Regions from separate parts of the Homo sapiens genome. Here region 1 is linked to region 2. A link is a contact called in ENCODE Hi-C or POLR2A ChIA-PET data. All regions are on one chromosome and are shown on one strand. Each heading gives the region's core, a stretch centred on a gene start or an enhancer-like site at or near the end of the contact. The rest is flanking DNA. Distances are from core to core; before and after follow the strand shown. Region 1 has its middle 110 kb from the start of MED13. Region 2 holds the start of INTS2 (integrator complex subunit 2).

Evidence for each region. A loop is a pair of places that touch in the nucleus more often than their neighbours do. ChIA-PET counts read pairs that join two places held with the same protein, here RNA polymerase II (POLR2A). Pooled maps may share reads with other maps.
Region 1: a pooled map shows a loop between it and region 2 (3-fold over the local background). The contact joins the enhancer-like site here to the promoter of INTS2 in region 2. A Hi-C loop is called at or near these places in 1 of 168 maps with a recorded cell type or tissue (endothelial cell of umbilical vein) and 4 of 50 pooled maps. POLR2A ChIA-PET finds 5 or more read pairs at or near these places in 1 of 52 experiments (PC-3).

The regions. Positions count from the first base shown.
Region 1 is chr17:62,168,696-62,173,580 of GRCh38, reverse strand. No RefSeq gene overlaps it. Among named protein-coding and RNA genes, the nearest start is that of MED13, 110 kb to the right of the region's middle. Within about 2 kb of position 2,305, at least 4 of the 41 ENCODE cell types and tissues checked have a DNase peak (open chromatin) inside an H3K27ac peak, as active enhancers do.
Region 2 is chr17:61,925,603-61,930,017 of GRCh38, reverse strand. INTS2 (integrator complex subunit 2) reads left to right here and starts at 2,036. Exons shown (of 25, transcript NM_001351695.2): 1 at 2,036-2,364; 2 at 3,356-3,666. The coding sequence starts at 3,374. RefSeq lists a silencer at 1,906-2,005.

The DNA of each region.
Region 1 (4,885 bases), core at 1,056-3,555, 240 kb before region 2:
TAGAGAAATAGGGAGATCATTTTGAAATTATCACAATATTCCAGAGATTAGAAGCCAAGATTGATGACACATAAAATTGAATGAAAAGCTTCCAGGTTAATGATGGCAGATCAGTTGGGCTTGATGTACCTTCCCTTAATTTCTTTTGAAAAATGCCTGAAGAAGCCTGGGCGGGTTGGCTCACGCCTGTAATCCCAGCACTTTGGGAGGCTGAGGCGGGCGGATCATATGAGGTCAGGAGTTCGAGACCAGCCTCAACATGGAGAAACCCCGTCTCTACTGAAAATACAAAAAATTAGCCGGACGTGGTGGTGCATGCCTGTAATCCCAACTACTCAGGAGGCTGAGGCAGGAGAATTGCTTGAACCTGGGAGGCGGAGGTCGGTGAGCCGAGATCGTGCCATTGCACTCCAGCCTGGGCAACAACAGCGAAACTCTGTCTCAAAAAAAAAAAAAAATCCTAAAGAAACAAAAAAAAATTGTAAAGATATACACACAAAAAAACAAATCGGCATTGATACTGCAAATTGAAAAATGAAGACTACATGCCAAAATTTTAGGTTCTTTTTCCGGATTGCATCATGATTTGGTTGGACTGAGAAACTCCCAATGATTCTCTTTTGAACCTGTGTCCAAGAATAGAGGAAATATTGACTCATCCTCGCCATCTTACCCGTTATCTTCCTTTACCCCAAGAGGAAGAGGCTGTACTGGCCAGAAAAGCAGAAAGTTATCTCCCAAACACAGAATGACCCTTCTCTAGGGTGACTATTAGGATGGGGGGTGCTGGGGAAGTTGTAGGGGGAAAGAAATGGTCAAAGAGGACATTAGCCATAATTCTTTTGTTTGTTTGTTTTTTGAGATGGGAGTCTCGTTCTGTCGCCTAGGCTGGAGTGCAGTAGCGTGATCTCAGCTCACTGCAACCTTCACCTCCCAGGTTTAAGCGATCCTCCTGCCTCAGCCTCCCAAGTAGCTGGGACTACAAGCGCGTACCACCACAGCCAGCCAATTTTTGTATTTTTAGTAGAAATGGGGTTTCACCCTATTGGCCACAAACTCCTGACCTTGTGATCTGCGTGCCTCAGCCTTCCAAAGTGTTGGGATTATAGGTGTGAGCCACTGTGCCGGGCCCATTAGCCATAATTCTAATGCTTACTTTTTTACGATGAGAATGTATTTCAATGTTGCTTTAAAAATTATTTTATTTTTTGAGACAGGATCTCACTGTGTCACCAAAGCTGGAGTGCAGTGGTGTGATCATGGCTCATTGTAACCTTGCACTCCTGGGCTCAAGTGATCCTCCTGCCTCAGTGTCACAAGTAGCTGGGACTACAGGTGTGTGCCACCATACCCAACTAATTTTTTTTTTTTTTGAGGCAGGGTCTCACTGTGTTGACCAGGCTGGAGTGCAGTGGCATGATAAAGGCTCAATGCAGCCTCAAACTCCTGAGTTCAAATGATCCTCCCACTTCAGCCTCCCATAGTATTGAGATTACAGGTGTGAGCCACTACGCCCGGCGGACATTACTCATTTAATTAAAGATATCATTGGGAAAAACAAAGCTCACAAGTACCTGTGTAGACTTTACTACATTTTTCCACTAACCTTTAGCTTTATTGATCACTTAATAATCTTTGCCCGGGTTTCTTGCCATGCTAGAATGGAATACTCTTTTGTAACTCATCTTAAATCCTTGTCTTAGAGTAATGTCCATCTAAGGTTCACGTAGAACTTCAAGATATTTTCATATAGGACTTCAAAGTTCAGGACTTCAAGGTATTTTGCCACCAAAATCTCTGCTCTGGCGTCCCCTGTCACAGCTACTGCCCATGAGGTGACCCTGTCTGTGCCACGTAATAGGGTGTCCTGCCTCAGGTTTCACTTCTTGTTTCTCCCTTCCTTCCTCACAGCTGACACAACAGGAGAGCTCTTTCTGGTCCTCTCCTGGGTATCTCCACACAAGCAGTGCCTGAGGGAAAGGCAGCACTTCAGACAAGCATCCAGCTACCCAGCTACTGGCTCTCACACTGCATAAAATCACCCCATTAGGCCAGGAGCAGTGGCTCACACCTATAATCCCACCACTTTGGGAGGCCAAGGTGGGTGGATCACCTGAGGTCAGGAGCTCGAGACCAGCCTGACCAGCATGGAGAAACCCCATCTCAATTGAAACCAGGAGGCAGAGGTTGTAGTGAGCCAAGATCACGCCATTGCACTCTAGCCTGGGCAGCAAGAGCGAAACTCCATCTCAAAAAAAAAAAAAAAATCACCCCATTAGTCATCAGGAATCTGCCTCTGAGACAGCAAGTTACAAAATCCCCATTTAAACCAGAAACTGTTTTCTTTTTTTTTCTTTTTTTTCTTTTTTGAGACTGAATCTCGCTCTGTCGTCCAGGCTGGAGTGCAGTGGCATGATCTCGGCTCACTGCAATCTCCGCCTCCCGGGTTCAAGCAATTCTCCTGCCTCAGCCTCCTGAGTAGCTGGGACTACAGGCGCACACTGCCATGCCCGGCTAATTTTTTGTATTTTAGTAGAGACAGTGTTTCACCGGGTTGCCCAGGCTGGTCGTGAACTCCTGAGCTCAGGCAATCCACCCGCCTCGGCCTCCCAAAGTGCTGGGATTACAGGCTTGAGCCACCGTGCCCGGCCCAGAAACTCTTTTCTAAAAGGGCCAACATCTCTAGCAGAATAAATATTATCTATAAGCCCAAAACAGGATTTCAGAACAGAATCATATGATGTATTTTTATTACCGCTAAGACGAAAACAAAAAGAGATGGGTTTAGATTTGATAAAAGGAGGAAACTTCTCAAAATATAGATTTTATATATTAAAACAGCTTACTAGAGATTGCCTTCTTTGGGGATCTTTAAACATAGGATAGACAATCGTTCTCTTGAACGATCTGGCTGCAGACCTGCTTGGAAGCCAGAACCAAAATAAATGCTTTTCTGAGGTCCCCTCTGGTTTGTCTAATCTACAACTTGTGACAACCCTTGTCCCCACCCACAGCCTTTATCCCAGGTCATCATGACACGGCAGAGACGTGGCAGTTGATGGGGAAGTGAATGATGCTGGTGACATTTGGGATGACTTTACCATGGGAATTGTGAAGAAATGATTACAGTGCTTTGTCAGTCCACCAACTGAGCAGTTAATGAAAGCAGGCAGCATAGTACAGTCCTCCAGTTATTTCTAAAATTTTGATTAATTGGTCGATCCATTCTTGAACAAACTAAGGAAAATAGTTACCCCACCCCCGAAGAAATAGAGTGAAGCTGTAATTCCAGTCTGAAGGTGATATTGATCAGAAAACAACAAAGATGTTCTTTTCTTCACACTCCTGCATGATGTCCAACTCTTATTCAAAGTCTAATACTGTGACATTTTTTCAAAGTCTTTTTGCCTATGGTATACGTATATTGGAAATTCCATGGGATACATGTGACCACCATAAATCTCATGACATGAATCAGTTTTGCAAGAAATATACCTTTTTCCATTTTTCCAAGACTTAATTTCTCTTTTGCACTCGAAGAGTGTCATTCTGCTACGTGGCAGATATCAAATATTAGTCAGTTTAGGGTTCCCACTGCTCTTTTCCTCTGAGATCTGGGGACTTACCTAGTGGCACAGCATCAGGGTGGGGACAGGTAGTGTCTTGCCGTTGTTCATCAGACCATGCTGGCATCTGCCAACATGTACCACGTCCTATCTGATTCTTCTGTCTTTGGCCCAGGTGGCTATTTTTATTTTATTTTATTATTTATTTATATTTATTTAGTTAGTTATCTCTGAGACAGAGTCTCACTCTGTCACCCAGGCTGGAGTGCAGTGGTGCAGTCTCAGTTCACTGCAATCTCCACCTCCCAGATTCAAGTGATTCTCCTGCCTCAGCCTCCCAAGTAGCTGGGATTACAGGTGTGTGCCACCACGTCCAGCTAATTTTTGTATTTTTAGTAGAGACTGAGTTTCACCATGTTGGCCAGGCTGGTCTTGAACTCCTGGCCTCAAGTGATCCACCTGCCTTGGCCTCCCAAAGTGCTGGAATTACAGGCGTGAGCCACCACACCTGGCCTATTTTATTTTATTTTTATCCTCCTGCCTCAGCCTCCCAAGTACTTTTTTTGGCCTCTTCTAACTGCAAAGCCTCTCTTGATACACTCTTTTTCCCTACTTTCATGGTTCCCTCATCATTCCTGGACTGCAGAAAACTAGGTGGGGTGCATAAGTTCTTGCTCCAGGTCTGTGTTACTCTCAGGTGTGTGGAAAATGTTTTGCTTCAGCTGGGCACGGTGGCTCACACTTGTAGTCCCAGCACTTTGGGAGGCCGAGATGAGTGGATCACCTGAGGTCAGGAGTTTGAGACCAGCCTGACCAATATGACGAAACCCTGTCTCTAATTAAAAAAAAAATACAAAAATTAACCGGGTGTGGTGGCATGCACCTGTAATCCCAGCTACTCAGGAGGCTGAGGCAGAAGAATCGCTTGAACCCGGGAGGCAGAGGTTGCAGTGAGCTGAGATCGTGCCACTGCATTCCACCCTGGGCAACATAGTGAGACTCTGTCTCAAAAAAAAAAAAAAAAAATGTTTTGCTTCTCCCTGAACCACGCTGATGCCCAGGGGGCTGCTTGGAGGCTGCCTCTGTCTCACCTGCTGAGGTGCACAACCCAGATATTCCTTCTGTGTCCTCACCATGGTGGGTGAGAGGACTGTGGCATGTTGAAACCTGCCTGGGCTCTATTCTGGTTCTGGGAATGCATCACAGCTTCCCTCTACCTTGGTTTCTTCATGCCTGTTGGGTATGAGAGGAAGCTGGGGAAAGCCTTTTTTTTTTTTTTTTTTTTTTTTTTGAGACAGAGTATCACTCTGTCACCCAGG
Region 2 (4,415 bases), core at 787-3,286:
TTAGTGAACAGAGGATCATAATTAGAGTTGGAAAGGATCTTTAAAATCACTTAGTTCATACCCACATCTTCCTCTCATTCGTCCCTCAAACCAATGTTTGCACTGCCTTCACACTTTTCCTGTGAAATGACCATCCATGGAGATGAAATTGCTTACCCTCTCTCAGTTTCCACAATTGCAAAAGGCGAATATTACCTACGTCACAAGATTGAATCAGATAATATATATAAAGCATTTATTACAGTGCCTAGCAAGTGTTCAATAAATAAATCCCAAATATTAGCTTAAAAATGCTAGGACAGTACAGTGTGCAACCCATTAATAGAGTGTGAAATCAGTTTTAGTGTGCAGTGACCAGCAGTTTTTTAAAGAGAAGTAGAAACATGTAGTGTGTGTGTTATTATACGAAATATTTGTTTCCATGTAAATGTGGGTTTATATGTTATATATTTATATGTTTATATAGCATATAAATTTATACACTTACACTTATTTTTGTATGTGGATATATACATATGTTTTTTCTGGGTCACAATGTGAAATGTATTATTGTGGGTCAGGTGGAAAAAATTTTCAGAAGCATTGCAACACACAATTCTTTTCTTCCTTTGCTGATCTATGTTGAAAGTCATATATATATATATATTTTTGAGATGGAGTCTGGCTCTGTTGCCCAGGCTGGAGTGCGGTGGCATGATCTCTGCTCACTGAAACATCTGCCTCCTAGGTTCAAGTGATTTTCCTGTCTCAGCCTCCGAAGTAGCTGGGACTACAGGTGCTCCATCACCACGCTGGGGTAATTTTTTTTTTTTTTTTTTTTTTTTGAGACGGAGTTTCGCTCTTATTGCCTAGGCTGGAGTGCAATGGCACGATCTCAGCTCACCACAACCTCCGCCTCCCAGGTTCAAGCAATGCTCCCGCCTCAGCCTCCCAAGTAGCTGAGATTACAGGCGCACACCACCACGCCTGGCTAATTTTTGCATTTTTAGTAGAGGCGGAGTTTCACCATGTTGGTCAGGCTGGTCTCGAACTCCTGGCCTCGTGATCTGCCTGCCTCGGCCTCCCAAAGTGCTAGGATTACAGGCATGAGCCATCGTGCTCGGCCTAATTTTTATATTTTTTGTAGAGTTGGGGTTTAGTCATGTTGCGTCAGGCTGGTCTCGAACTCCTGACCTCAGGTGATCCGCCCGCCTCGGCTTCCCAAAGCGCTGGGATTACAGGCATGAGACACCACGCCCGGCTCTGACTTTATTTTTAAAGAGGTTATAAAGTGCTATATCTTTGTAAAATATTTTTATTTCCAGCTCCTAGCACAATATCTGGTAAATAGAAGTTGCCAAATAAACGTTGATCGAACTAGGAACAATAAATAGTATGAAGACATATGGACTAGCGGTTCTTCATATATAGACTAGTGGTTCTTTTCTGAGTGATCAGACTTCCTTTGAGAAGTTGTTGAAAGTTTTGGACCCTCTTCCCAGAAGAAGTGCCGAGCACTCAGTTCTGAACGGATTCCAGAGAATTCCTGAATCCCCGTGCATTGCCTCTCTAAGGTTCTATGGGTCCCCCAAGTTAAGAACCTGAAAGGAAGGTGTTTAACTTCTGACAGCGGAGGTGTGAGGTCAAGAGCGGAAGAAAGTTTGGGGTTAGATCACTTTTAAAATTCTCCCACAAATCCTGGGATTCTAGAATTTTGGTTCTGGGAAGGCACAGGCAAAGATTTAAAGAGTACAGTTTGGTACCACTAGTGTCAAAGAATAGTGGGAACGATTTTAACACACGTTATGCCATTTGAATGCCATGGCAATCCTGTGATGATGAAATTTAAGTTCTGAGGGGCTCAGTGGCTTGCTTGTCTAAAAGGAAGGAGCTGGTAGGCTCTGGAAATCAGAGCCTACCAGAATCACATTTCTAAATTTTTGGCGAACAAGTAGGGCAGGGCAAATAAAGTGGAGAAAGGGGCGGGGCCGCGCACGCGCACAGTTGCATTGGCGCCGACGTCTCTGCCTTTCCTCTCGCAGCCACCCTTCCTCTCAGACCAGTACGGTGGCCGACGGGAGTCAGACGCTGGGGATGAATGAAGGTGCTGGGTGCAGGTTGAAAAAGTCTCCCGCTTTTCCGTTCCTACAGTCCCGGTTCTGCCTTTGTGTGGTGCCCCCATCCTTCCCACTTTGTATCGACAACCCGGTTGGTCCCGGCGTCTGAGTTCTTGGTGTCCGAGTCGACTCGAGGCACAACTAGGGTTTGGGGTTCCGGATATCGCCTAGGCCCAACATCGGACCGCGCTCTCGATTTCTGCCGCGTCCCGCCTCTAGGACGCGGAGTCCGTGTGCGGTTCCGTGAGGCTGGAGGGTAGATCTTAAGGTATGAAGCGTCCGCTTCTCTGGCCTCAGCGCGTTCCTAGGTCCGTGTCGGAGCCTGGCCAGACTTTGCTCAGCCTGAGGGACTTATTGGTTCTAGTTGCGCCCGGGGCGAGACGGAGGAGCACGCAGGTCTTGGCTCCTCTGCTCCAGTCAGCCCGCCCCTCTGTTAAAAGAGCAGCCCCTCCCTGAAAGCAAAGCAGTTTTTACCCACGACTTTTACCCACGCTGCTGCTAGTCGGTCGGCCTTGAGAGGGGACTGCTTTGGCTGCCAGCTCACTGCCTTTTTGTTTACTTTTTGTGCCTTGGATGATTCCTGGAGACAGAGAAGTGCGCTAATGAGACGCGTCTTTCTCACATAGCACCCACACATCTGCTTTTTACCCGGTAACACAGGGGACATAGGATAGTGTTGTGGCCTCCAGAGCCTTGAATCTGGCATTGGTTCTGCCCAGTGATTTGCTAGTTTTTCCACCGACTCATGGAGGGTGAGAAAGAGAAGCCCAATAGTTCTTGATGTATATCGGGGTAGGCATGTGAAACTATCGGGGTATGAAAGAAAGCACTTAACTATGACCATTCACTTTTGTTTACATTTTGTGGAGCTCATGTGACTGATATAGTGGAGAAAGTCTTGGACTGGGATTTTAGTAGATGAGGATTCAGCCTTGGATTGTGCCTCTAACTAGTAATACTATTTTGGGCGTGTTACTTCATCTCTCTGGGCTTCATATTCCTTCTTTGTAAAATATGAGTATTAGAGCAGAAGATTCCTGAGGCTGGAAGAGACATTAATATACTCTGTTTTCTTTCCCATTTCCCAGGTGACAGTATAAACCTAGGGAGACAGAGAAGCCTTGTCTTGATTGTGCCAGGAACATTGCCAACATAGGGACCTATTAAAGATACACCACATTTTTCAGGGTTTTTAGAAAGTTGGGTGTTCATACATGTGAAAGTTAAACTCCTACTTTCATTTGTATTTTTACCATTAGGATCAACAAACAGTAATAATGACTGAATGTACAAGTCTTCAGTTTGTCAGCCCTTTTGCTTTTGAGGCAATGCAGAAGGTGGATGTTGTTTGCCTGGCATCTTTAAGTGATCCAGAATTAAGACTTCTTCTGCCCTGTTTGGTACGGATGGCACTTTGTGCACCTGCTGACCAGAGCCAAAGCTGGGCTCAGGATAAGAAACTCATCCTTCGCCTTCTTTCTGGAGTGGAAGCTGTCAACTCCATTGTTGCATTGTTGTCCGTGGACTTTCATGCTTTAGAACAAGATGCCAGCAAAGAACAGCAGCTTAGGTAATGTTATGTTATATTATATGTGGATTTGGATTTGACAAAGAACAGGGAATCAGATATTTTTTAGAGCTCTCCAGAAAAGAGAGAATGAGAATCTAAATTCTGGAGAGCATTTTACTTAGGTCTTTTCTGTATATAGTTACAGTTCCAGAATCTTTTGACTTCCATGTTATAAAATGTTATCTAGAGAAATATGGCAATGTGCTGTTGTATGTGGGCTAAACTCATTAGGCCAATTACTTTCAGTGGGAAGTAGGTAGGGTAACTTCCCCTAGATTAGAGGGATTTATTGGAATCACTTGGGAGGCTTTTTTTTTTCTTTTTTGAGACAGAGTTTCGCTCTTGTTGCCCAGGCTGGAGTGCAATGGCGTGATCTTGGCTCACTGCAACCTCAGCCTCCCAGGTTCAAGCGATCCTCCTGCCTCAGCCTCCCGAGTAGCTGGGATTACAGGCACCTGCCACCATGCCCGGCTAATTTTTTGTATTTTTAGTAGAGATGGGGTTTCATCATGTTGGCCAGGCTGGTCTCCAACTCCTGGCCTCAGGTGATCCACCTGCCTTGGCCTCCCAAAGTGCTGGGATTACAAGTGTGAGCCACTGGGCCCAGCCTCTTGGGAGGCTTTTAAAGCTTAGATATTCCCAAAGATTCTGGGCAGGTGCTATGTCCTTCCCTGCCCATTGTGAATCTAGTAGCAAGCCACCATCAGTGGAAGTGAGTGTTAATTGTCAGTTGTGGTAGAGTATTTATT